Regions from separate parts of the Homo sapiens genome. Here all the other regions are linked to region 1. Evidence: chromatin contacts called from ENCODE Hi-C or POLR2A ChIA-PET data. All regions are on one chromosome and are shown on one strand. The core of a region is the stretch at or near the end of the contact, and the rest is flanking DNA. Distances in the headings are between cores, read along the strand shown.

Region 1 (4,980 bases), core at 750-3,249:
TGGAAAGCCTTGAGCACTCTGCCCTGCCTGTCCACACAGCAGCACCTTCACAGCCTTCTAGTAGTTCTGATCAGATTTCTGCCTCTTAAAGCGGCCCCACAGACTAAAAGCCATCATCTGGAATTTGGAGTAAAAGGGCCCACAGGAAATGAAGCACTCTAAGAAAATTCAGCTGGGCAGGTATTTTAAGGTCACTGACTGACTCCAAAGTGAAGGTAGAACCCATATTGACCGCAATTCATCACACTTCTGTAACTTCAGAACTCACTGCTGACTGGTGGAGAAGGTTGCAATTGCATTCAGTCCGAATCTCTGAACATATTATTTAGAAATATTAGCTTATCCAGCTGCCTACGGAGCTTCCCATCTGGGCTTTCAGTTGCTACATTCTCTAAAGCCGTATCTGACCCACACCTTACTAACACTATGTGCTTCTACAGCATTCACCCAGTGTTACAGCTCTTTTAGAATCTGTCTAGCAGGTTTTCCAGTCTTCACTGGAAAGCCCTTGCCCCCAAATATAAAAAAATAATAAGGCATTCACCCCTGAACTTTAGCAGGGCTTCCAATCGCCTTTAAGCACTCATTTAAAAGAAAAGTCTTTTATTCCCTTATAATAGTATTAAATCATTAGCAAATGATTCTCAAAACTATTTTTTGAGTGCTCTCTTCTGTGTGAGAATGTAGGAAATGATGACCAAGTATACGAAGTTGGACATGCCTAGTCCCAGGTGGCCTTTTCCTATTGGCACAGCTGCTGGCATTCACCCGTGCAAGCTTCTAGCTTGCTTGTCTATGTCTGCAGCTTGATTTTACAGGCTGCTCATTGTAAGAAAAGAAAACGATTTGAGGGCTGCTTTTCATTAAAAGGAAAACCTTACTGAGGACTTCCTTACCCTCACTATCTGCCTAAATAATTTCTTCTTAACTCCTATATCACTTATAAGAGGAGAAAGCAGACACACAGGGGGAACTCAGTGTGACAGCACAGGCGGAGCCTGGAGGGATGCCCAGGAATGCCAAAGAGACGCACAGACTGGTTTCTCTCTCACAGCCCCCAGAAAAACCTAACCCTGCCAGTGAGAGGTGACAGCGTGCTGGCAGTCCTCACAGCCCTGCTCGCTCTCGGCGCCTCCTCTGCCTGGGCTCCCACTTTGGCGGCACTTGAGGAGCCCTTTAGCCCACCGCTGCACTGTGGGAGCCCCTTGCTGGGCTGGCCAAGGCCGGAGCCGGCTCCCTCAGCTTGCAGGGAGGTGTGGAGGGAGAGGCGCGGGCGGGAACAGGGGCTGCGCGCGGTGCTTCCGGGCCAGCGCGAGTTCCGGGTGGGCGTGGGCTCGGCGGACCCAGCACTCGGAGCGGCAGGCCGGCCCCACCAGCCCGAGCAGTGAAGGGCTTATCACCTGGGCCAGCAGCTGCTGTGCTCAATTTCTCGCCAGGCTTTAGCTGCCTTCCCGCGGGGCAGGGCTCGGGACCTGCAGCCCGCCATGCCTGAGCCTCCCCCACCTCCGTGGGCTCCTGTGCAGCCGGAGTCTCCCCGACAAGCGCCACCCCCTGCTCCGCGGAGCCCAGTCCCATCGACCACCCAAGGGCTGAGGAGTGCAGGCACACGGCACCGCACTGGCAGGCAGCTCCACCTGCAGCCCCGGTGGGGGATCCACTGGGTGAAGCCAGCTGGGCTCCTGAGTCTGGTGGGGACGTGGAGAACCTTTATGTGTAGCTCAGGGATTGTAAATACACCAATGGGCACTCTGTATCTAGCTCAAGGTTTGTAAACACACCAATCAGCACCCTGTGTCTAGCTCAGGGTTTGTGAATGCACCAATGGACACTCTGTATCTTGCTACTCTGGTGGGGACTTGGAGAACCTTTGTGTGGACACTCGGTATCTAGCTAGTTTGGTGGGGACGTGGAGAACCTTTGTGTCTAGCTCAGGGATTGTAAACGCACCAATCAGCGCCCTGTCAAAACAGACCATTGGCTCTACCAATCAGCAGGATGTGGGTTGGGCCAGATAAGAGAATATAAGCAGGCTGCCCGAGCCAGCAGTGGCAACGCGCTCGGGTCCCCTTCCACACTGTGGAGGCTTTGTCCTTTCGCTCTTTGCAATAACTCTTGCTACTGCTCACTCTTTGGGTTCACACTGCCTTTATGAGCTGTAACACTCACCGCGAAGGTCTGCAGCTTCACTCCTGAAGCCAGCGAGACCACGAACCCACCAGAAGGAAGAAACTCCAAACACATCTGAACATCAGAAGGAACAAACTCCGGACACGCCGCCTTTAAGAACTGTAACACTCACGCGAGGGTCCGCGGCTTCATTCTTGAAGTCGGTGAGACCAAGAACCCACCGATTCCGGACACACCAGCACCCGGATCTCAGACCTCTGGCCTCCGGAACTGTGAGAGAGTAACTTTCTGCTGTTTTAAGATACCCAGCTTGTGGTCATTTATTACAGCAGCCCTAGCAAACGAACCCAGTGTGGTTTGCAACTTCAGTTATAGCATCTACCATCAGCCCAATTCAAAAGACCATTTATTTAATCAGCAACGTTTCCCCCGTCACTCCTTATGGGGCAGTATCCACTGTAGGCTACTGATTCTACTTAGTGCTTTAAGTCAGCGTTGCCAGAATCATACTGAAACACATACCTGGGGCTTCTAGGGCATCTCCTAGTCAGCCTTGTCAAAATCAACAGTTTTGAAAATACGCTCTATGGCAGTCCTGAATTCCACAGGGGTGGAATTCAGAGCCGCTCTCCTCTTGTTTGTCGTATTTTATAAAATGGATATTTAATTCTGTTTCACTATTTGCTTTCATTACTAAAATTTCCCAAAATACATGAAAATAGAGGGTACTCGAAAAACCCAACTTTAAATAAAATAACCGTGAGTATTCTGCCATACTTGTTTCTGTGTTAATATAAGAATTTATTTGAAGAGTTCTGCTATAATGTTTTTAAATACTGGTTTCAATAACTCTCTTCCAATACAGATTACACTTTGTTAGCTCCAATAATTGCTGCATGGTGAATTTAGTCTATTGAAAAGGAAGTGTCAGGTCTGAGTGCCAATTATTGTACTTGACCCAAGGTAACTCTCTTTCAAGGTACTGCGTTGGGTTCCCACTGAATTATTTTACCACATTCGAAATCCTTCATCAGAAATTCAATGTCTTTTATTATGATACATGAAATGATCTAATAAATCTCACTGCACACTGTTACTTTGATTTCTCCAATGAACCACACCTCTCAGAATGCACGCCCTTGTATAGTCCCCTCTCATGGTGACAGCAGGCTTAGCCTTGTGACTAGCTTTGACAATGGGGATATTAGCAAGCATGATGCAAGTGGATTCTGATAAGCTTGATGCTGTATTTATTTGCTTTGGCTGCCATAATAAATGATCACAAACTGGGTATCTTAAAACAGCTCCTTTTTCAGATGTTTCTCCACATTCTTCCAAGGCAAAAAGAAAAGAAAAAGAAATACACACAGACACATACATATATGTTTCAGTTCAATAAGTTTTTGTTGTGTTTTGTTTTGTTTTGTTTCAGACAGAGTCTTGCTCTGTCGCCCAGGCTGGAGTGATGAGGCGCGATCATCACTCCACCTGGGCTCACTGCACCTCCGCCTCCCGGGTTCAAGCGATTCTCCTGCTTCAGCCTCCTGAGCAGCTGGGATTACAGGTGAGTGCCACCATGCCCAGCTAATTTTTGTATTTTTCTTAGTAGAGACAGGGTTTCACCATTGTTCGTCAGGCTGGTCTCGAACTCCTGACCTCATGATCCACCCACCTCGGCCTCCCAAAGTGCTGGGATTACAGGCGTGAGCCACCGCGCCCAGCCTCAATAAGTATTTATTAAGTGTATAACACATGGCAGAAACTGTGCTAGATACTGAAACTATAATGGCAAAAATCAATTCCTGTCCTCTGAATTGGTTACCTAGTAGAGAAGACAGACATGTAAACAAATATAGTGGAGAGTGACATAGGCAATAATAAAACTATGTATAAGAAATCCAATTAGTATGGATAATTAACAACTAATGGTTGGAAAGAAGTGTCAAAAAAAGCTTCTTAGATACAGTGACACCTGAGCAGGATTTCTAAGGGTGCACTGGGGAAAGAGGTTCATAAATCAAGGGAGCATCATACTGAAATGGTAGTGATGGAACATGGTATATGCAGACAACTACAAAAATTCACTTCTACTGATAGTCCAAGGGAGGAAGGCATGAATATGAGAATGGAGGTATGGACAGAGGCCAGGTCAGGGTAAGTTAGAGAGCTTACTTAACCTTGTAGAAAATGACGAGCCATTGGAGACTTTAAAGAGAAATAACATAGTCATATTCTTGTTGTGAAAGATCATCTGGGCTGCTATGTGCAGGACAGATTACCAGGAACAAAACCAGAAGCACCTGTTCAAGCCTGAATTCTAGTCACAGAAGTAAAGCTGAAGAGGAGAAAATGGATGTGAGCAATATCCAAAAGGGAAAATAATAATATACACATAAGGAATAGGGAAGAGAAGAGCAAAAATAATTTCCTATTTCGCCTTCCCTTCTTTTGGAGTTGGAACACTCAAATGGTGTGATGGGTGGCACTGGGGCTAAGGGGACAAGGCTGGCCCAGCTGGGAGATTGCTTACATGCAGGAGGATCAAGTGAATGAGTCAACGTATCAAGGAGACTGGGAATGCAATTTCTCACTGTTGAAGAAAGGAGTTACAAATATGCAAAGGGGAAAATGTGATACTGGATTGGAATTGAAGGCATTAGTCCGAAGTTATGGATTTTAAAGATAGGAATGTGACAGATGATAGATAGGTAGGGATAGACAGGTAAATTGAGAAGTAGAAATGTATGAATGTGTTATATTTCCTAGTCCAGGAGCAATGACACCCCAGTTGCAATGAGCATCCTAGCATTTAGATCTCAGTTTCTAAATACCTTTTTCCACTAAAAGGAACCA
Region 2 (4,980 bases), core at 1,118-3,617, 430 kb after region 1:
CTGCCAAGCATGGGAGAAGGTGAACCTGGATAATGCTTGCACTTGGGAAGCTAAACACAATTTCAGCTTCAAGGAAACCCCCAGATTGCAAAATTCTTGGACAGAAAGCAAAATATATCTAATATTTCTGCCACCATCTCTGTGAGTTTTCTGCCACCATTCTCCACCATGACCTCTGATCTGTCTAGCAGCCTGCTGGATTTCACACGAGCAAAGCTAAAATGGGAGGAAAGAGGGCATATGAAAAAAAAATTAGATTGACAGAAAACCCAGAGTCAATAGGACAGTCTAGACTCCCCAGCTTGTAAACTATTCATAATGACTCACTCAATAGTCAGGCATTGACAACAAGCTGAATGACTGTGGACCTAGAGCTACAATATTGGCAATGTTATCTTTAATTTGAAGAGCTCAAATAATTCTGGGAGGCATTAATCAGGTAAAGAAACACTTGCCCTGGATCAAAAATTAGTGTCAGTTGGTTACCAAGGATGGGAATATGGTTAACCATATTCTTTTATTTCCCAGGTTATTGTCATAACATCTCTGTATAATTTTATATACCCATATGCACAAGTGGCCAGAAATCCCTTTCTAGCCAGCAGGGACCCACAAGGTTCTGTTTAGCAGATTTATCCCAATAATCTATCCTCATTAATACTGTATAAGAAACCACCTAAAAATCCAATGGCTTAAAACAACAAGGATTTCGCTGGGTATGGTGGCTCATGCCTGTAATCCCAGCACTTTGGGAGGTCAAGGTGGGCAGATCACCTGAGGTCAGTAGTTCAAGACCAGCCTGACCAACATGGAGAAACTCCATCTCTACTGAAAATACAAATTAGCTGGGCATGGTGGTGCATGGCTGTAGTACCAGCTACTCGGGAGCTGAGGCAGGAGAATCACTTGAACCTGGGAGGCAGACATTGCAGTGTGCCAAGATCACGCCATTGCACTCCAGCCTGGGCAACAAGAGCGAAACTCTGTCTCAAAAACAACAACAACAACAACACAAGAATTTAGTCTCACGTCTACAGGTCTGCAAGACTGACTGTGGTTCAGCGGCTCTAGGCTGAGCAAGGCTACAGTTCGGCTGTGCTTAACGCCAACCTGTCCTTAGCTCCAGCCTATAGGTTGAGCTGTAGGCAAGCGTGTTCATTCTGGGCCTAAGCTGAGTGGATAACAGCTGCCTGGGGAAAGTTCTTCCCATCATGGTCACTGAGATACAAAAAGATCAAGCTTTAATGCGCAAGCTCTTTTCAAGCCTCTGCCATCACATCTAACAAGTATTCTTTTTGGCCAAACCCAAAGTTAAGGGGCAAGAAGGACACTCCTCCCACCATGAGGTCACAGCAAGGGTGTTGATGAATAATTCTCTTTAAGTGCTGTGATGAATTGAGAATAGCAATTCTATTATCCACTGTGATGGTTAAATCTCCACTGGTTAAATCTTGACCAGTTCCTCTTCTGACTACTTCTGATTTTCTCCTTTGGCTTCCCAGACCACATGCACAACCCCTGCAGGTGAGCCAGAATGCCAAGAAGTCAGCATTATAAGGCTAAATAGAGAAAGAACAAGTTTTCTTTTTGGAAAGTTCCTCCCAACCTGCGATGTGTCAAGACATCACCATTAATTGGAAGGGGACACGATTATGCAAAATAACTGAGTATAAAGAACTTAGAGACAAAAGGGGAGTGAGGGGAGGAAGGAGATGTAGCAGTTTGAACTATACGAGGTTTAAATTAATTTCAACCAAAACATAACAAGCAAAGGATGTTCTCCTGATTATCTTATGTTTACTATTATATTTCAAAGGCAATACATGCTTATTGTGTGTGGGGGGAATCAATCTAGTGAGTAGAAAACACAACCATCTAAAACCCCATCACCCCTAATTAGCTGCCATTCAAATCCTTTATACATGGACTACTTTGGGCATTGGAAATCAAGGTGCTGCTACCTAAACAGTGTCGTGAAAATTTTAAGGCTCTGAGAAAATGTTAAGGCCATTTGAACACCAGAAATTCTTGTTCTCATCTCTCAACTACAAATGCCTAGGTGAGTTCTCGCTTACAGATTTTTTTCAAATTTACAGTATATGCAATTTATTTATTTATTTATTTTTGCAAAAATGGGGTCATCTATTACATACCACTTTTCACATTAGAACAATTTTCCTCATCAACAAAGATATGTCTATATCATCATTTTAAATTCTGCCTTATATTTCATTTATAAATTACCATAAATTACTTAACCAACACCCCATTGATGGAAGTTTAGGTTATTTCCAGTTTTTCACAATTACTTTCTGCATGCATAATAACTCACGTCACTTCATATACAAACTGAGGCATTTATTTTCATTTTCAGATCTAAGAAATCTAAGCAGTGCCTTATTGACAATAAATAGAACCACCCTTGTGGTGTTAAAATGTGGGCAGCAAGAAAGGAAATAGTGTGGTTGGGTGGAGATTAGTCATTTTTGAAAGAGCACGTATGTACATTTTGCACGTTGGTGACAATTCACTCAAAATTTTAAAGAACCCAGCTTAAGTTTTGAATCAGCCTGAAGCACTCCGAACTTCAGATGCTCATCTCAGCCTCTTAAGTCTGCCAACCAAGCTGGAGACAAAACAAGATCTGGCTCCCTGGTGGCCGCCTGGGAATCCTGCCCTTGGCGTCATTTCTGGAAGGGCAAAAGAACCCTACGGACTCTTGTATCACTAGGATAGAAATGCCACCCAGCTCCTCAGCCCATCTCCATCACCATGGCAGTGGGGAGGGGCCTAGGCATTATCAGAATGGGTCAGGACTAGCTCAGAGCCAGTGTCAGGCTGGCTGACTGTAAACTAAGCCAGGCTTTCAAGGGAAGGCTTTTGAAGGAAATAAGCCAACAAAACAGCATCAGAAACTGAGGAACCATTCCTTCTCCAACTCTACCCCCCAAGAGATACCAAGGTCACACAGGATACAGCAGTTGTTGAAATTATTACTGCTATGGAACAGAGCTTTTTTGGCACCGGAAGAAGTCATTCTCTTCTGTCAACCCTCTTTTCCTTTCCCTTGGATTTTCAATCCTCCCCATAGAAAATCAAGACCGCCCAGCAAAGAACATGCTTACCCAAAAGACCACAGTGCCATTCAGAAACAAGAAATTCCAACTCTACCATACATATAACCTTCTATCCATCCTCTGACCTTCTGACTTCATAATGTATCTTCCCAAGATAAATAGATGCATGGCATGTTAAAGCCTAGGAGGACCATGGAGATTGTGTCAATATCTTTATCCTTCAGTGAATAGATGGAGGCCTCAGAGAGGATGAGCAACCTGCCCATGGCCCCACAGAATTGGTGGCAGAGCCCAAGACTGTTGGCCCCCAACCACACTGTCCAGACTTCAAAAGCTGATCCTCTTGCCAATGCCCCCACACTAGTAACAGCCTTTTTGCCTGAATGTCTCTCAGTGATGTCATGAAGACAAATTACTGTCTAGCTGTATGGTTCTTTAGTCCTTGCTGTATGTTATTGTACCTGGCAGGCCCTCATGGAAACTAAGCTGGAAAGAAATGAAGGAGCTCAACTTGGTTAAAACCATTGACAGAACACTCATCCCCCATCTTTTGCTCTCTAGACAACCGCAGGTAAATGTGAGGCGTTTGAGAGAGTTAAGCCTTCTGTATCAGTTAAGCTAAAAGAACAGTTTATTTCATACCCCTAAACTTCACAGGAATAGAACACAAGCTACCAGGCAGCAAGAACAAAGGAACAGACTAGATACATTTATTTTTCAGAAATTTTAAGCCATGGAAGAACAAAAAAAAATTCTTCAAAGAAAATTTAGGGGCAGGGGATTGAAATACATGCAAAACTTATTTTTAGTGCCCTTTACAGATATAAAGTCATGCTGTTCGTTTAGGAACAAAAAAATGCATTATGTATAACTTGTTTCACTCATAAAATTACCATGTTTTGTATATTGATATATTTAGACATTGGGAGATCTGAAAAAAGCATTTTTATGATTTCTTTCCTGGTTATTTTCTCGGGCAAAAGGGAGGTTTTTAAAAAAAAAAAGTCCTCAGTGGAAAAACTTTTCAGAATTTTGAGAAAATTTACAGATTTTAGAGGATTTTTACTTTTCCCAAAATGACTAAGTCATCAGGTTCTCAAGTCATTGAACTCTAATGTGTTCAACCAGCGTCCTCTACTTATCAAGATAATAGCACAACCGGGTTTAGTAATGGTGACCTATTGTGGAACTTTCAAAAGTCCACTGTAGAAGTCCCACAAATTTGAAATTCACTTTGCCCTCCAAGGTAAATCTTTTCTGTTCTTCCCACTGTAGCACTACTTAAAGTCCATTTCTAGAAATGAACTGGGAGAGGTCATAAGTCATTTAATTTAGACCCTACATGAGCACAAATCCTGTCTATACGAGGTCTACAAATGGTCAACTATCCCTTGCTTCTCCACAGTCAATGGTCTAAGGCCTAATTGTCATGCTTTACCATATACATTTATGAATGTGTGATGATCTGAGCCATTTCTGTCTTCCTCACTAGACTGCAGCTGCCATCAGGGCAAGAAGCAAACCTTCTCTGCTGACTATTTTGTCCTGAATGTCTACCAGCAATGGGAACAGAGCAGTAAATCTATGCTCATATCTTCTGAGATAGCTCTTAATATTACAATTTCTCTCTGTGTATTGAACTTATATTACTTTCCCTATAACTTCTATGTACTGAGTGGATTCTGCCCTTCTTGTCCATCTAGATCTTTCACAAGACAGCCCTTCAAATATATGAAACATGTCATCCTCCACTCTTCTCTCCTCTAGGCTAAATATCCTGTTTCTTCAGCTTCTCCTCTAGGCTAAATATCCTCAGCTGTCCCACATGTGGTGTGATTTTTCAGTTCCTTCATTACCTTGGATGCCCTTCTCGGAAGACATCACTGCTCTGGTTCTATAAACC
Region 3 (4,980 bases), core at 1,174-3,673, 290 kb after region 1:
TGCGTTTAGGAATTGAAGCCACATAGATCTCTGGAGGAGGCAGGCAGGTTGGTAAGGGTCTACAAACTGCAGTGGAGGAGTTATCTTTGGACCAATTAAGGACGTTTCATCTGGAGGCAAAATGACTAAGCAAGGACGTGATAACTGTCCTCACTGTGTTGAGGGTTACAAAATTGGTGTGGGTCATTGAATCAAGTTATGAGACAACATGGGATGTTGGGAAAAGTCAGGGGATCAGGGGCAGGTTGATCCTGAGTCAGTCTCTTAACTTCCAGGCTTCAGCTTCCATCTTTCACATTTTATGATTCTGTCTCCAGCACGTAGAACCTAGAGCAAATTCCTGTTTATACAGAAAGTTTGGATAAGGAGTGGTTTTGCTGAATGGCTACTGTAGCAGAAAAGCTTGAACTGAGTGTTGCTCAAATCAATAAAATCACCTGATGACTAAGCCCTGTTTTCTATTAAACTGAAAAGAGAATGCAACAGACTTCACTGGGCTTTTGTGAGAATTACATGAGGTAATATGTATGAAAGCACCTTATCAACTCTGAAGTACTACCCCGATGCAAGCAGTTATGTTGATTATTGCCATAGCTAGATTATAACTTTTCCAAGAATTAGAATATAATGAAACACACTTAAGCATTAATCTGTCTTCTGTGATTCAGAAGATCCTTCAGGAAGTTACAAAATCTCAGGGTCATGGCCATGGGCATGGAGTAATTCTGTAGAAAAAGATCCTGGCTGTAAGGTATTCTTTGGTTTTTTGGATTCAAATTAAATAGGAGCATATTGACTACATGAAACCCTGAAGGGAATAGAGATCACATACTCTAAGCCCGTCATTGTACAGATGAAGTCACTGAGCCACAGAGAAGCTGAGTGGCCTGCCCAGAATCAAATGTTAATTCATGGCAGATCTGGGAATAAAATCCAGGCTCCTGTCTCCCAACATGTTTGTCATCATTAGTTTAAGAACATCTCAGAAAGTCTGAAACAGGGTCAAAATGTACTGATGAATGTGGCTGCCCATTAAAGCATGGAATTGAAGAAATATTAGAAGTAAGTTTAAGGGCCTGGGTGTGTCACTGAAGGATATGACACAATATACTGGACCTACTCGGGAGAGGGGAGAAGTACAGTAGAATTTTTAGTAACTTTCTTAATCACAGCAGTTCACTTTCTCTGTACAAAATTCTTTTCAAATATTCTCTGAAACTAATTGGCATTAAAAATGCTGATCTTAGTAAATGGCCCTCAAGAGGCACGCTATGCGCACAGGGAATAGTATAATATAGGTGCAGAGTAATGGTCTCTCTCCTTCTCTCCTTTTTTTCCTTTTCCTAATGATCATTAACATCTATATTCTTTGACTTTGTTGAATTAAAGTTGCAAGAGATGGCCGTAAATAAAGCAAGTTATGTATGTGCCTCCCTCATTCTGCCCATGCAGCTTCTGTTCCATTTGCAGCTGTGAGCCGTGTAAGACTCTCAAGACCAAGCACCCATGAGTGCCTGGGAGCAAGTAGCCTGTGAAGGGAGGACTTTATTCCTGGATGCATTAAAAGCAGAGTCCCACCTACACCTCCCTCCTCTTCCCATTTATAAATCTACTTCTCCAGGGATCTACAGATTTTTTGGCTATATTTTTAGTCTGTTGATAATTTGAGAAAGTCTCCAAGGATCTAAGTCTTGGATGGGTAGGAGTCAATTCACTCAGTCTTTTTTGAATCCCTAATGGATGTTCAAAACCAGTCTCAATTCTGGATCTGGATGGGACATGCATGTCGAAGTACAGTGTGATGGATAAGAGCACAGATTCTGGAACCAGATTGCCTGGGTTCAGATCTCCGCTTCTGTCATTACTAGGGTTATGTGACCTTGGGCAAGTCCCTTAAATGCGTTGGGCCTCAGTTTCCTAATCTGAATCCCTATCATAGGGTTGTGTGAGCATGCAGTTGAATGAGCTAATATCTATTCATATAAAGTGCTTAGAGCAGTACTAGGTGCATAGTAGTGCTTAGTAAATGACTATTAAGTAAATTAAATCAGCCTGATTAGAATTGCCTCCAGGTGCAAGGCTCTATCCCATTTAGACACGCTAACACACAAGGTCTTAAGGGCTTTAGGTTTAAGGAAAAGGGGCTTTTTCCCCCCTCAATTCTACACCACAACCTTTTTATTCTATTGAATTACAAAGGAAATAACAGTGGGACTTGACTTTGAACACCAAAGTTTATCCAGCCTCTTTCCAGCTCGGTGAACGTGTCCACCTACTTCACTCTTTATGCTAAAGGAAGAGCAGCGACGCTGATAAATGTATTGAGTGGCCTCGAGCAGGTGGCTTGCTCTGTCAAGATCACTTTTGTATGACTGCTGGGATCACCACAGTCTCCCCTGTAACTTGCTGGGTTCCTCTTGTACATAAGCCGAGGGCATTTGCATCGGTTCCTGGTGAGGGGGTTTCCACACGGTGGCCCTGGTTGCTTCAGGGGCTGGGCTGTGGGAGACATTAATGGGAAGTGAAAAGAGAAACTGTTGTGCTTAACCGGCAGAGCTGTTTGGAGTGTGACTCTTCTTGTATTTAGGGAAAAGATTACTCATGAGTATTTTCTTCCATAGAATATAAAGAACCTCAAATTACTACTTGCATCCCCCACCCCCTTCTCACCCACCTCCCTCCGTTGCAGCGTGTCCTCTGCAGAAACTTCAGCATTTTACTCTCAATTCCCCTCCCAAGCAGGATTCAGTTCTGTATTTGCTTTGGGGCCCATGTTTCCAATAAGCCACCCTGTACTTTTTCCTGTTTCTGCCTGAGCATCTTCTGCTCACTGGACCTCTCACCTCCAGGCACCTTCCTAGGCCTGAGGAACCAGACCTTCACATGTGTCCCCTAATGGGAACTCCCTGTGTGAAGGAGAGGAAGGTCCATAATAACAAATCGCAGCGCCATTCTTGTTCAAAGGTGACACCATTGACAGTAAGGAGTTAGGTTTAAGGTTTTTACCAGTTCAAAAACTGAGATTTTGCTGAGTAACCCTCACTGCCACTCCCACCTCCCTGTGATTCTAGATACGTGTTTTCAAGGTCATTGGAGAGAGCTGGTACTTCCCATATCCATGGACTGTTTTTAATAGGCATCACTTTCTGGCCAGTCAGGAGTCAAAAACAAAAACTTTTAGTGGCTGTATTTTATTCTAAAGATCATAAAGCAGTAATGCACCATAAATTATTATTTGAAATTCTAATTTGTTTCCATGTGAAAAAAAAATTATCCTAAAAACACCAAGAAAAAAGCTCTTAAATGCTCATCTCTAATGATTTCCAGTGCCCAGTAGTTCTTTTTTTGGTGCACTACAAAAAAGGAATTTTGGTTTTGAGGGGACTTCCACAGGTTTAGAGGAAGCCAACTACCATTCCTCAAAACTACACTTTGCAAAGGAGCCACTTGGAAGACAATCATGCCCAGAGGCCCTGGACATTTTCCAGGGCATTTGAGCCGTTTGTTCCCCACTTCAGCAGGTAGGAAGAGCAGCCCCATATAGCAAACCAGATTGTTCTTTGGCATGCCTGGTTTAGGATGAAAGGTAATTTTTTCCAGGATCAAACTGAGGGACACTTTTATAACACACTTGTGAAGTCTTCGTAGCAAGTTTAAGTAACTTATAGTGAGAGACGGAAGCTCCTCTTAGCAACACTGATGCCATTGCTCTGTTTGAGCTATTGATTCACACCATGTGATTTTAGAGAATGAAGATCCATTGAACATCCAGCTTCTTCTGACCCAGCAGTTCTTAAATTTGGTCTCATGTCTCCTTTTGATTCTTAAAAATTAATGGAGACCCCAAAGAGCTTTTGCTTATATGGGTTATAGTTATCTGTAGTTACCATATTATTACATAAATTAAACCTGGGTATTTACAAAATATTTATGAATTTAGCAAGTAAAATAGCCAACTCTATATTAATGCAAACATATTTTAAAATATATTTTCCCAAACCAAAAATAATTTGTGAGAAGAGTAGCATTGTTACACATTTTTGAAAGTCTCTTAAAATCTGGCTTAATGGAAGATGGCTGGACGCTCATCTCTGTTTCTGCATTCAATCTGTTGCAAGATCACATCATATGCCTTCTAGAACATTCCACCTAAGAAAGAATGAGAGCGAAAAAGGCAAATAATTAATATTGTTATGACAAGATGTTTTACTTCATAGGCACCCTACAAAGGTCTCGGGAACCCTGATGGGTCCCAAGATCACATTTTGAGAACCACTGTTCTAACTTATCAAAGATTTCTCACAACAGCAAAATAAAATAAAACTATAGACTTACAGTCAGGCTCCCAGAGAGCCAACCTGAGCCAACCTCTCAGCCCCTGCTCTGTACCCCCCTCCTGCCCACTTGGTTCCTACTCAGAGTTCAAGTACCACCCCACCAGGAAGCTCTAATGTCAGTGAGTAGAATAAAAAGGCAGAAGACCTTTTATCCTTACTTTGCCCTCTTATTGCCAGAGGCCAGCCTGATGGTTTCCCAGAGGCTGAGTGAATTGCTCTTCCTGGAAGAAGTTTCAGGGAACATTTCATTATTTGGCAGCTCTGGAAGGTCAAGCTCAGCTCTGGAACATTCTTTCTTCAGAAGGACGCTGGGCTGCAATCAGATCAGCTCTGAATCTGAGGACCCTCCAACCACACTGACACGTGTCATAGTTCTGAGCCCCTGTGGGTGCTGTGGGCACCCTGGAACAGCCCCTGGAACTGGGCAAGGAAGGGCAGGTCTCTAAGACCTACCATCCCTTAAACACATAAAAGATCTTTTTCTCATTTTGCCTCTAAATAAAAAGTTAATCTGACAGCACACCCCAGAGTAGGGTTTGGTGTACAAACTGCTCCCTGGACTCCTCTTGGAGGCTGCTTCTGGGCTTCGAGAAGCCCCCAGTGGGGCGGCTCAAACAAGGGCTGGAGAGGGGACTCAGAGTTG

What was found. Hi-C counts contacts between places; a loop is a spot of excess contacts on that map. ChIA-PET counts read pairs that join two places held with the same protein, here RNA polymerase II (POLR2A). Pooled maps may share reads with other maps.
Region 2: a loop to region 1 is called in a pooled map, with 4 times the contacts of the local background. The contact joins the enhancer-like site here to the promoter of LINC01252 in region 1. A Hi-C loop is called at or near these places in 6 of 50 pooled maps. POLR2A ChIA-PET finds 5 or more read pairs at or near these places in 3 of 52 experiments (CD4-positive, alpha-beta T cell, GM12878 and activated CD4-positive, alpha-beta memory T cell).
Region 3: a map with no recorded cell type shows a loop between it and region 1 (6-fold over the local background). The contact joins the enhancer-like site here to the promoter of LINC01252 in region 1. A Hi-C loop is called at or near these places in 5 of 37 single-sample maps with no recorded cell type and 5 of 50 pooled maps. POLR2A ChIA-PET finds 5 or more read pairs at or near these places in 3 of 52 experiments (GM12878, OCI-LY7 and activated CD4-positive, alpha-beta T cell).

Annotation. Positions count from the first base shown.
Region 1 is chr12:11,546,031-11,551,010 of GRCh38, forward strand. LINC01252 (long intergenic non-protein coding RNA 1252) reads left to right here and starts at 2,000. Exons shown (of 8, transcript NR_033890.1): 1 at 2,000-2,330; 2 at 3,560-3,691. The region is part of intron 2 of LOC124902877 (a long non-coding RNA gene); the gene reads right to left. It also overlaps the pseudogene RNU7-60P.
Region 2 is chr12:11,978,869-11,983,848 of GRCh38, forward strand. No RefSeq gene overlaps it. Among named protein-coding and RNA genes, the nearest start is that of BCL2L14, 90 kb to the right of the region's middle. Within about 2 kb of position 2,368, at least 5 of the 41 ENCODE cell types and tissues checked have a DNase peak (open chromatin) inside an H3K27ac peak, as active enhancers do; they include CD4-positive, alpha-beta T cell and GM12878, where a contact is called at or near this core.
Region 3 is chr12:11,834,033-11,839,012 of GRCh38, forward strand. The region is part of intron 2 of ETV6 (ETS variant transcription factor 6); the gene reads left to right. Among named protein-coding and RNA genes, the nearest start is that of ETV6, 190 kb to the left of the region's middle. RefSeq lists enhancers at 2,383-2,612, 4,384-4,980. Within about 2 kb of position 2,424, at least 15 of the 41 ENCODE cell types and tissues checked have a DNase peak (open chromatin) inside an H3K27ac peak, as active enhancers do; they include GM12878 and OCI-LY7, where a contact is called at or near this core.